2 separate regions of the Mus musculus genome follow, and region 2 is linked to region 1. Evidence: chromatin loops called from intact Hi-C (ENCODE). Cell type or tissue: left cerebral cortex. All regions are shown on one strand. Each heading gives the region's core, and the rest is flanking DNA. Links, peaks and the distances in the headings are about the cores only.

Evidence for each region. Hi-C counts contacts between places; a loop is a spot of excess contacts. Peaks named below come from ENCODE experiments on the same cell type or tissue, not always from the same donor. Only the 100,000 strongest peaks of a DNase experiment are listed, where the experiment ranks them.
Region 2: a loop joins it to region 1, with 3 times the contacts of the local background. A loop is called at or near these places in 4 of 42 quality-filtered maps.

What each region holds. Positions count from the first base shown.
Region 1 is chr12:80,159,983-80,165,360 of GRCm38, reverse strand. No RefSeq gene overlaps it. Among named protein-coding and RNA genes, the nearest start is that of 2310015A10Rik, 30 kb to the right of the region's middle. In left cerebral cortex, for the core only: CTCF peaks have their summits at 1,172 (motif pointing left) and 2,719 (motif pointing right); a DNase peak (open chromatin) is centred at 2,705.
Region 2 is chr12:80,460,345-80,465,722 of GRCm38, reverse strand. Exd2 (exonuclease 3'-5' domain containing 2) reads right to left here and starts at 2,628. Exons shown (of 9, transcript NM_133798.3): 1 at 2,443-2,628. In left cerebral cortex, for the core only: CTCF peaks have their summits at 2,621 and 3,264 (motif pointing right); DNase peaks (open chromatin) are centred at 1,574, 2,219, 2,575 and 3,244; H3K4me3 peaks cover 1,866 bases; H3K27ac peaks cover 1,470 bases.

The sequences.
Region 1 (5,378 bases), core at 161-5,160:
GGCCTCTTTTACTTGTTCATGACAGTAGGTCATTATGCGGACAGATCACACACCACCAGAGCGTCGGGTGTACTTGTTTATTTATTTTAGATTCAAAGTCCTGTGCTACTTGCTTCTGCTTTTGAGGTTGTTACAGATCACATGGACTTTGTAAACAGGCATAAGACAACCATCTTCAGGGCTGTTGCATTTAAGGTCATTCAAGGTGAACTCCATCTCTTAATAGAAACTGTCTGCCTGTCACCAGGTGGTGTAGCCTGCCTTTTATCAGTGGACATCTTTTGCATTCTATTCTTGGTCGATTTTACTCTAAATGCTTGGATGAAATTCCCTTCTGTGACCCAGCTAGCCGCTAGCTCCTCCTCTGTGGGAAGCATCTCTTTCCTGTCTGCGTGGATGGCACACTTTAAGTTTACATCTTCATCCATCTTAGACCCATCCTCTCTGGAGACTGTTGACAGCCCCACAAGGCTGGTCTGTGGATAAGGCACCTCTTTCTGACTCTCGCCGGCACCTTCACGGCCAACCCCTAGTGACTCAGTGCTGTTTTCATTGCTAGACCATCTCTAAGTTTCCCTCTGGCCACAAACTCAGTAGCCAGAGCACAGTCACATGGCTAGTAAGTACAGAGTGTGTTAGCCAGCTTTCTATCAGTGTGATGAATTACACAGAGTAATCTATACGAGAGACGGTGACTCGTGAATCCGGGGGTTTCAGGCCATCCTCACTTGGCCCTGTTGCCTCTGGGCCTATAGCAAGACAGCAGCACATCACCGTGAGGAGGCACATGCTGAAGGATGTGTGTACCTGCTACAGCCAGGCAGCAGATGTTTCCTTCTACACAGCTCCAGTTCCTATGGGTCCAGCCATGTCCCCACAGTACCCCAGGCTGTAACAGGGCCGTCAATACATGGCCTTTGGGGGACACTTCTGATCTAAACCCACAGCACCAGGATGGAGAGTGCCAGCTGCCTCAGAGGTAGAAAGGAGGCGTTGGAGATGCCACCAGTTCCACCTTTTGTTTTATCCACAGGTGGGCTGCAATCTAAAAAGAGTAGAGTGAGGGCTGGCGAGATGGCTCAGCGGTTAAGAGCACTGACAGTTCTTCTGAAGGTCCTGAGTTCAATTCCCAGCAACCACATGGTGGCTCACAACCATCTGTAATGAGATCTGATGCCCTCTTCTGGTGTGTCTGAAGACAGCTATAGTGGACTTATGTATAATAAATAAATCTTTAGAGCGAGCAGGGCCAACCGGAGTGAGCAATCTTCATTCCCAACAACCACACGATGGCTCACAACCATCAGTACAGCCACAGTGTATCCATATACATTAAATAAATAAATAAATCTTTTTAAAGAAAAGAATAGAGTCATAGAAACAACAACTGTCAACATGAGGGGGTCCTTTTGTCAATAACATGGACTATCTAGCCAGCTCAGCAATACATGGTAGGCTTCAGGATGTCATGGAATACAGGAACTAGAGAGTAGGCTCCACATAGGACCAGACACAGGATCTGGGAAGCCCTGGGGTCCTGCTATCTCTTGCTGTTGGCCTGCCCCACTCATGGGTATCTCTTCTCTCAAAGTCCCACTTTCGAGTCATGTGCTCATGACTTCCTGGGGACAGACTCACAGCACAGAAGCTAGTGACAATCCCCAATGTCCAGAACATGTTGGATGGTGACTGTTGCTCATTGGTGAGGTAGGGTATAAGGGGACCTTGTCAGAGCTATTTCCATCCCTCAGTTTCCCATTTCATCAACTCTGAAACTGAGGTGCAACTTGCAGCCAGTCTTACCAGATGCCTTCAACAAGACATGTGGCACTGTCAGAACTTGCAGAGTGGATACCCAGTAAGAACAGGGCCCTAGACAACCTGCTGACTGTCAAACGCAGCACTCCAAGTCTGACAGGGTTGGGCTCTGAGCTTGATGGCATGGTGACTGTTGACACACGTATCGAAATAGGTCAAAACCAGGTCTGATGGTAAGCATTGAGTATGCACAGGCGAATACAGGAATGATACTCTAAATATGGAAAGACTAGGTTATAGTTTAACTAGCTACACTTTCGTTGGTCGTTTGAGACAGGGTCTCATGTGATGCAGGCTGCCCTTGAACTTGCTAACAGGTTGGGAAAGTTGCTCTTGACTTCTATAGGATGTCACCCTCATAAATGAAAAAATAAAATTAGAAACCAGCTAGGCAGTGGTGACACACATGCCTTTAATCCCAGCAACTGGGAGACAGAGGCAGGTAGATTTCCAAGTTTGAGGCCTGCTTGGGCTACGGAGTGATTTTCAGGACAGCCAGGGCTACACAAAGAAACCCTGACTCAATAAACAAACAAACAAACAAACAAACAAACACCAATTTTTAAGAAAGCTAGACTGCCAGCATTCAGGAGGCAGAAGCAGCCTGGTCTTTAAGGCCAGCCTAGTCTACATAGCCAGTTCTGTGAGACCCCGTATAAAAAAAACAAAAACCAAGCAAAAAAATCAAGATATCCAATGACAGTATAGAACATGGGGATTTGGGGACAGGAGGTGCCACCCTCTCAGAGGAGAATGGGAGGAGGGACTGGGAGAGGGGGAGGCTAGGGGGCATTGATATAGATGCAAAATGAATAAAAAACTATTTCATGTAAATGAGTGTTTTGCGTGCATGCGTGGTGTGTGTGTACCCATGGAAGCCAGAAGAGGGTGCTGTAACTCTAAACCTGGAGGTACAGATAGTTGTGAGCCACTATGTGGGTCCCGGGAAACTGAACCCAGGTAATTTGCAAGAACAAACATTTTTAGCTGCTGAGCCATCTTTCCATCCCCTGGAAAGGACACACATTGTGTGGAATTTAACCACAAATTAATTTCAACATTTTATTATACACTTTGCTTTTCTGAGATAGAGTATCATTTAGCGAAAGCTAGCCTCCTAGTTACCATACAGCCGAGGATGGCCTGGAACTCCTATTATTCCTGCCTCTATTTCCCAATGCTGGGGTCACCGTATGTGCTACCACACCAGGCTTAACATAAACTTCCTCTTTATCACTTGCTGGCAGCTCTCATTTCCAGTCATGCTGTCTTAATTGTAAGTTCTCTTGAGCTCTGCTTTTCCAACAACACGAGGGGTTTGCTAACTCATCTTCTGAAAGTCATTTTAAAAGGCGTTATGTGATAGATGTGGTAGGGTAGGTAGCACAGATCTGTAATTCCACTACTCCACGGGCAGAAGCTGAGACAGGAGGACTGGCAGTTTGAGGCCAGCCTGGGACGCATAGCAAGAAGTCATTTCAAAGGCCCAATTCCTCTCCCCTAAGACTTGTAAAGACATAGGGAGCCAGGTATGTAGCGCATCCCAGTAATCGCAAGGTGCTCGGAGGAGGTGGAGATGGGAGGAACAATCGTGAGTTCAGGACAAATCGCACCGGAAACAGGTAGGCGTAGAGAACCCCCGGGCTCAGCCTAGCTCTATGAAGACGCTGCTGCATTAATGGTTTTTACCCGAGAGGAAAGGGTCGGATGCGGAAGTCCGGGGAAGGTACAGTACGAATCCGTCTCTGCTCTTCCGAAGTGCGGGCCAGCACAGTCAGTGGCTCCTCTCTCTAGAGATCTAAGTGACTAAGTGAGCATGCTCAGCTCGATACAGCTTCTCTGGTTGGTCTCCTCTTGGTCAACACGTTTCTCTGGTGTTTTGGACCCATTAAATCCACAGCCCTGACAAAACCAATAAGGCAAACGGGAGGATGAGAGCTGAAAAAGCGCCCGGGCCATAGTGATGGTCACAATTTCATAAAAGTATGTATTTTATAAGAATAAAGTGAAGGCCTGGAACTGTAATATCCAAAATGAATTCAAAACCACCCAGTACTTTCCCCCTTCAAAAAGGACTTCCCAAACTGTCCTTGCAGGCCAAGTGCAGAGCCAGATAAGGAAGCTGGCTGACTAAACAAATGTAAAAACAGAGTTTTAGTGGTCAAAATGATTAAGCCTGCAGCTACCAAAACAATATTAGCTGTTCTCAAGAGAAATAACAATAACAAGATTAGCAATTCTCCTGCCCCCTGCCCCACACTGAATTCTGACAAAGACCACAAACCACCCTGACCTTGTTGCAAGAATTCCCCTGACGTTCGTTAATAGCTGTGACGTTAATGTACTATTACTTTGCTGACCAAATCATAATAACCCACCATGGGGGCAGGCAAAGTGAGTCACTAGGCCAAAGGGTTACTTAGTCACTATACAAACCAACCAATGACACCAATGAGAACCCTGTTGCTCAAATCTGCCCCTTACAAAGGTATAAAAAGTGTGTTCTTTCTTTGTTCTTGGTCTCTCTCCTCTGGCCTGCATGCCGAGAGGGGAGTCCCCAACATGTTGGATCAATAAAATTCCTCATGCGGTTTGCAGCGATGGCGGCGGTCTCTGTGGTCTTTCTGAGTAAGGGTCTTTTTTTTAAAAAAGATTTATTTATTTATTTATTATATGTAAGTACACTGTAGCTGTCCTCAGACACTCCAGAAGAGGGCGTCAGATCTCGTTACGGATGGTTGTGAGCCACCATGTGGTTGCTGGGATTTGAACTTCGGACCTTTGGAAGAGCAGTCGGGTGCTCTTACCAACTGAGCCATCTCACCAGCCTGAGTAAGGGTCTTTTGACGAACTCCAACAGAACTTGGTAAAACAATAGCAAAGCAAACAACAACAACAAAACAAACAACAAACAAACAGAAACCCACCTCTTCAAATGGAAAGTGTCCCCACAGGATTCTGAATTTAATGAGCCACAGTGTGCTGAAGCACTTAACTAGATCTGCTCCTCAACTTGGAAGTCACTGGTGTCACCTTTCCGCACCCTACCACGTCTGCACAAGGTCCTTCCTAATTCAAGCTTACGTGATTTCAATACTCATACCCAGCAAGGGAAGTGGGACACACCCAATAATACAAAAATCAAGGCTCACGGTTAACTTGGTACTTTGTTTGGGAATTAGAATGGTGTCTTCTTGCCCATCCAGAATATTTTGTCTAGAAGAACACCTACAAGGCTCTACTGAAGGCAAAGTTTCACTTGGTAAAGTGAGAAGGGGCGGAGCCTAGCCTGGCTACAGAGAGATGGGGATGAACCCAGTGTGGCTACAGAGGGAACGCAGTAGGAATACAGAGGGTTAGAGCAGAGGTTCCCAACCTTCCTGATGCTGTCACCTTTAATACAGTTCCTCATGCTGTGCTGACCCCTAACCGTACAATTTCTTGCTACTTCATAACTATAATTTGCTACTACTATGGATTCATAATGTAACTATGTTTCTGATGGTCTTAGGCAACCCCTGTAAGAGGGTCCTTTAACCCACAGGTTGAGAAACACTGGG
Region 2 (5,378 bases), core at 108-5,107, 300 kb before region 1:
CAGAGTCCCAGCCAGGTACCTTGTCACCAAATGAAGCTTCTGGTACTAGGACTGGGTTACACCTAATTGAATTGTTGGCCAAAGACGTCTCATCCCCAAACAACTGAGTCTGTTGCCAAGACTATGGGTTGCTCTCCAGAAACTAACTCCAAAGCCCCACTGCTGAACTCACTGAACATGGAGAAACAAGCTAGCGCCCACGTAGAGCCTTCACCCCTATGGTTTAGTGCCTTTGGTACAGGAAGGAAAGTACTCTACATGCCACCAAAAGAGAAACATCAAGCCAGCCACAAATCCTCTGATCTACAGTGGCGTCCTGCCTCCAAAATATGCTAGGGCAGTGGTGACAACAAAGCTCATGGAATAACTGACCAACATCTCATCTGACTTAAAGCTCCCTCTCTGAGATGGAACCTATACCCAACATTGCTTGTGGTGACCAACAGCAAGAAACTAGATAATCCAGGGACCTGGGTGAGAACAAATACCACTCTTCATAAAGGGGGAGGCAGTAAAATGACTCCTAATGACATACTGCTATACTCCTAGATCAGTTCAGCTTTTATCAAGAGTTTTCTCCTGTAGCAGAATGTGAATACTGAGACCCACAGCTGGACACTGTGCAGAGTGACTGTGATGGTTTGTATATTCTTGGGCCAGGGAATGGCACCATTTGGAGGTGTGGCCTTGTTGGAATAGATGGGTCACTGTGGGCGTGGGCTTAAGATCCTCACCCTAGTTGCCTGGAAGTCAGTCTTCCACTAGCAGCCTTTGGATGAAGACATAGAACTCTAAGCTCTGCCTGCACCATGCCTGCCTGGATACTGCCATGCTCCTACCTTGATGATAATGGACTTAACCTCTGAACCTGTAAGCCAGCCCCAATCAAATGTTGTTTTTATAAGACTTGCCTTGGTCATGGTGTCTGTTCACAGCAGTAAAACCCTAACTAAGACAGTGACAAACCTCGAACACTCAGCTCTAAATGTGGTGCCTCCCATCAAACCCTTCCCCTCAGGGCTTAGGGACCCCACACCCCAAAGAGGAGGTGGAAAGAGTGTAAGAGCCACAGGGGATGAAGGACACTAAAAAACAAGACCCTCTACATGAACTCAACAAAGCTCATAGGAACTCATGAGAGGCTGGGGCTTCATGCCCAGGGCCCACGCAGGAGTTCAACAGGTCCTCCACTAAGTTACAGCTTCCAGTTTAGTGTTTTTATGGGATCCCTGAGGATTCAAACAAGCAGGTCTCTGACTCGTATGTCTTCTCTTGGTGTCTTTGCTGTTTGTCTTGTCCAATTTTGATTTGATGGTTTTATTTAGCTTATATTTTATTTTGTTCGATTTTATTATAACCCCTTAGAAGCCTGTTTGTTTTCTAATTGAGACAGAAAGGGAGTGGATTCGGATGGGAAGGGAGGTGGGGAGGAACTGGAAGGGGTGGAGGAAGTGGATACCACAGTCGGAATATATTATGTGAAGAGAAAAAGATGTATTTTCAACAAAATAATTCAACAGCACCAGCTACTTTTCCAGAGGACGCAAATTCAGCTCCTAGCACACTCCCTCCCACCAGGCAGCTCACAGGCGGCTGCAACTCCGGCTCCAAATAACGCACACACATAAACAAAAATAAATCTTGACTTAATCCCAGCACTTGGCAGAGGCCAACAGATCCCTGAGTTCCAGGCCAGAAAGGGCTACATAGCGAGAGACCCTCCCCCTCCCCACTACTCCAGTTCTTTAAAAAAGAAAAAAAAAAAAAGAAAAAAAGAAAAAAAAGTTACTAAAAACAAAACAGTTCTGTGTTTCTAAGGAATGGTTACATAAGGGAATTTGCGTCCAATCGTGTACCAAAGCTTATAAATACTTGAGTTGTCTGAATTTTGGTGAACAGCTGTCCATTTTTAATAAATAAGATTTAAAGTTCTAGTTTGATCTGCCCCGCCAAAAAAAAAAAGCCAAAGCCAAAGGTGAAAAGCCAAAGCCAGAGGTGGTGCCCAGCAAATCGACGGGCGGCGAGCGATGTGGCCCCGCAGGTCCCGGGTGGGGCGGGTCCCCCGAAGCCCGGAGGAACCCCGGCGGGGGCTGCTTTTTAACTGACGAGGTCAGAAAGCCTTGAAGGGTTGGTGGATGCTCCTGACGAGGAGACGGGCGGATGGAAAGGGGCGGCCCGGGAAGGCTTGGGGACCAATGGCGGGACGAGTCCTCCCCGAACCTGAGGGCTCAACCGCCCACACCGAGAGTGAGGGGCCAAGAGGCCGCGCCTCAGGGCGGGGAGAGGGGCAGTGCCAACAACGCCTGGGCACCTCTGCAGCCCAACAGTCGCCCACGCGCAAAGTGGTCCCTTCAGCATCACCACCCTCTCGAGCCGCGCTGGAAACCCCTCTGCCTGCCACACAACCCCAGAGAGGACTTTGCCAACCCGAGCTTCCCTTACCTGCGGCCTCCAGCCTCGACCGAACACCTGCGGCACCCCACGCTGACAAGCTGGAACCCCCGCGGCGGTCTGGGCGCACCCACCCGGATGCATAAAAGCCGTAGCCACTTCCGGCCCAGTGGCTGGCCAGGAGGATACAACCCCCGTGGTGTGTGCCTATGGGCCGCGCCATTTTGTACGGAAGCCGCTAGGGCAGCATTTCCTCCCCAGGTTCTCGGTTAAAGGATGGGGAAGGAGGGTTATAATTGCGAAGACTTAATGTCTTCAGAAAAGTGGTGTTTTCTGAGATGCCGCTTCGTCTTTTGGTTTTGGCTTTGAAGGAAGAAGCCTATTGAACTTTCGCTCACAAATGCAACACAGGACATTTTTTCTCTTTTACCCAGGGTAGCGTTTCTCCACTACATTAATTTTCTTATTTTTTTTCCATTTTTTTATTAGGTATTTAGCTCATTTACATTTCCAATGCTATACCAAAAGTCCCCCATACCCACCCACCCCCATTAATTTTCTTATATTCGAGCGGGAAAATAAGGAAACTGTTTACAGAATGTGCTCTTCATTCGCGTTATATATTATAGCCATTAATCTCTCTCTCTCTCTCTCTCTCTCTCTCTCTCTCTCTCTCTCTCTCTCTCTCTCTCTCTCTCTCTCTCTCTCCCTCTCTCTCTCTCTCTCTCTCTCTCTCTCTCTCTCTCTCTCTCTCTCCCCTCTCCCCATCTCCCTCTCTCTCCCTCCCTCTCCCTCTCTCCCTCTCCCCTCTCGTACATGTCTGAAGATGCCAGAAGAGGGCGTTGAGCCCCTGGAAAAGATTTATAGAGCCGGCGTGGATTTCTGAGTTCGAGGCCAGCCTGGTCTACAGAGTGAGTTCCAGAACAGCCAGAGCTACACAGAGAAACCCTGTCTCAAAAAACCAAAAAAAAAAAAAAGAAAGAAAGAAAAGAAAAGGAAAAAAAATTATAGAAAGTGTTGAGCTATTGTGTGGGGGCTGTTAATTGAACCTGGGTCCTCCAGAAGAGCAACCAGTGCTCTTTACTGTTGTCATCTCTCCTGGTCCCTATATCCTCATAACAACCACAATATTGTCTATATATGAAACCATTCATTCAGGATTGATTTTTTTTTTAAGGGGGTTAAAGCAGGGTGTTGTGTAGCACAATCTGGCTCTCAACTCTCAAAATGTGAGCAAAGGTGACCTTAGATTCCTGATCTTCCAGCTTCCATCTCCCAAGTGTTAGGATTACAGGCAGGCTTGGGCCACCACACCCCGTTTATGCAGTGGTGGGGATCTAGACCTCAGGCTACAATGATAAATTTGAGGTAAGCCTGGGTTACACGAAACGCTATCTCAAAAAGGAAGGAGTTTTGTTTTGTTTATAAATTTTCATCTTTTTCTGTCCACTCAAGAAGCTTAGAGGCTGGTTGGAAACATCCACAGTAGCACTTGAGCACACACACATACAATGTGAGAAGTGAGAGGACATCTTTTGAAGATACAGAAATTTGAGGGAAATGCCCATAATAATTTTAGAACTCTATAAAATCCTCTCAGACATGGTGCTATTCTCACACATCACACAAAGGGATAAGTCACTGAACAACCCACAGGTTAAATATGAATTCTCTTTGTTTTGGAGGAAATCACTAAGGGATTGAGGTGAAGATGACAAGGAGACAAGAAACTCTAAGACTTTATACAAAGTAAGTGGTACATGCCTATAATCCCAACACTTTATATAAAGTAAATGGCACATGCCTATAACCCCAGAACTTGGGAGGGGGAAGCCTGAAGATCAGAAGTTCAAGGCCATTGGCCATACAAGTAGTGAGTTTGGGACTAGCTTGGCTGACATTAGAGACTTGGTTTTAAAGAAAAAAAGAGAAGGAGGGAGGGAAGAAAGGAGGGAATACAGAAAATCAGAGAAGAGTCAGCAAAGAATTTAAAGTTCTTGGAAGGAGAATACAACTATAGAAGAGAGTTGTTAAGGAAGAGAGAAAAGTTTAAGGTGTTTGATCTTCCAGAGACAAAGGTCAGTAAAGTCTGTCATTCTGTCCTGCTTTTGTTCTAGTAGATTCTTTGGAGGAGTTGAAATAGATAAAGAACTCCAAATCCAGCTTTGCAAGAAGGCAACACAAGGCTACTTCTGGATCTGCTGGAGCTGGAGGGCAAAGAGTGGCCAGATGACATGTAGCCACAGACATGTAGACCACAGAAGAAATATCACCACAGGAGAGTTAAAGGTGATAGATTGAAGCTGGGTGGCAGGGCACAAGCCTGTAATTCCAGCTCTTGGGAGATGGAGGCAAGAAGACCAAGTTCAGCCAGCCTCAGCTATATGAGGGAGGCCCAGTCTAAAACACAGACACACACACACACACACACACACACACGGGGTGGGGAGGAGAGGACAAGTATTGTGGTACATACCTATCATCCCAGCACTGGGTGGGGGTGGGGCAGGGGTACTGAAGCAGAAGTATTACTACAAATTCAAGACCACTTTGATTTATATATCAAGTTCCAGACCAGCCAGGGCTGCATAAGCAAGACTTTATCCCAACCGTGCCCCCACAAAGTGTATTAAATATATAAAACTTCAAGGTGGGGTGGCTCGAGAGATGTGAGCTAGATTGTGAGCATTTGCTGCTCTTGCAGAGGATCCGGGTTCCATCTTTGAGCACCCACATGGCAGCTCATAAGCATATGAAACTCCAGTCCTCAAATCCTTCCCTGGCTAGCAAGGCCCACTCCAGTGATGTTCCTGTCTCAACCTCTCCCAGTGCTGGGGTTACAGGTGCAGCCACACAGTGGCGTGGATTTGCACTCAAGCCCTTGGTGTTTTCACAGTAAGGACTCTTAGCCCACTGAGCCACCCCTCGAGCCCAGAGGTCATTGACAAGGGGCTGCTGCTGCTGCTACTACTACTACTACTGGATTA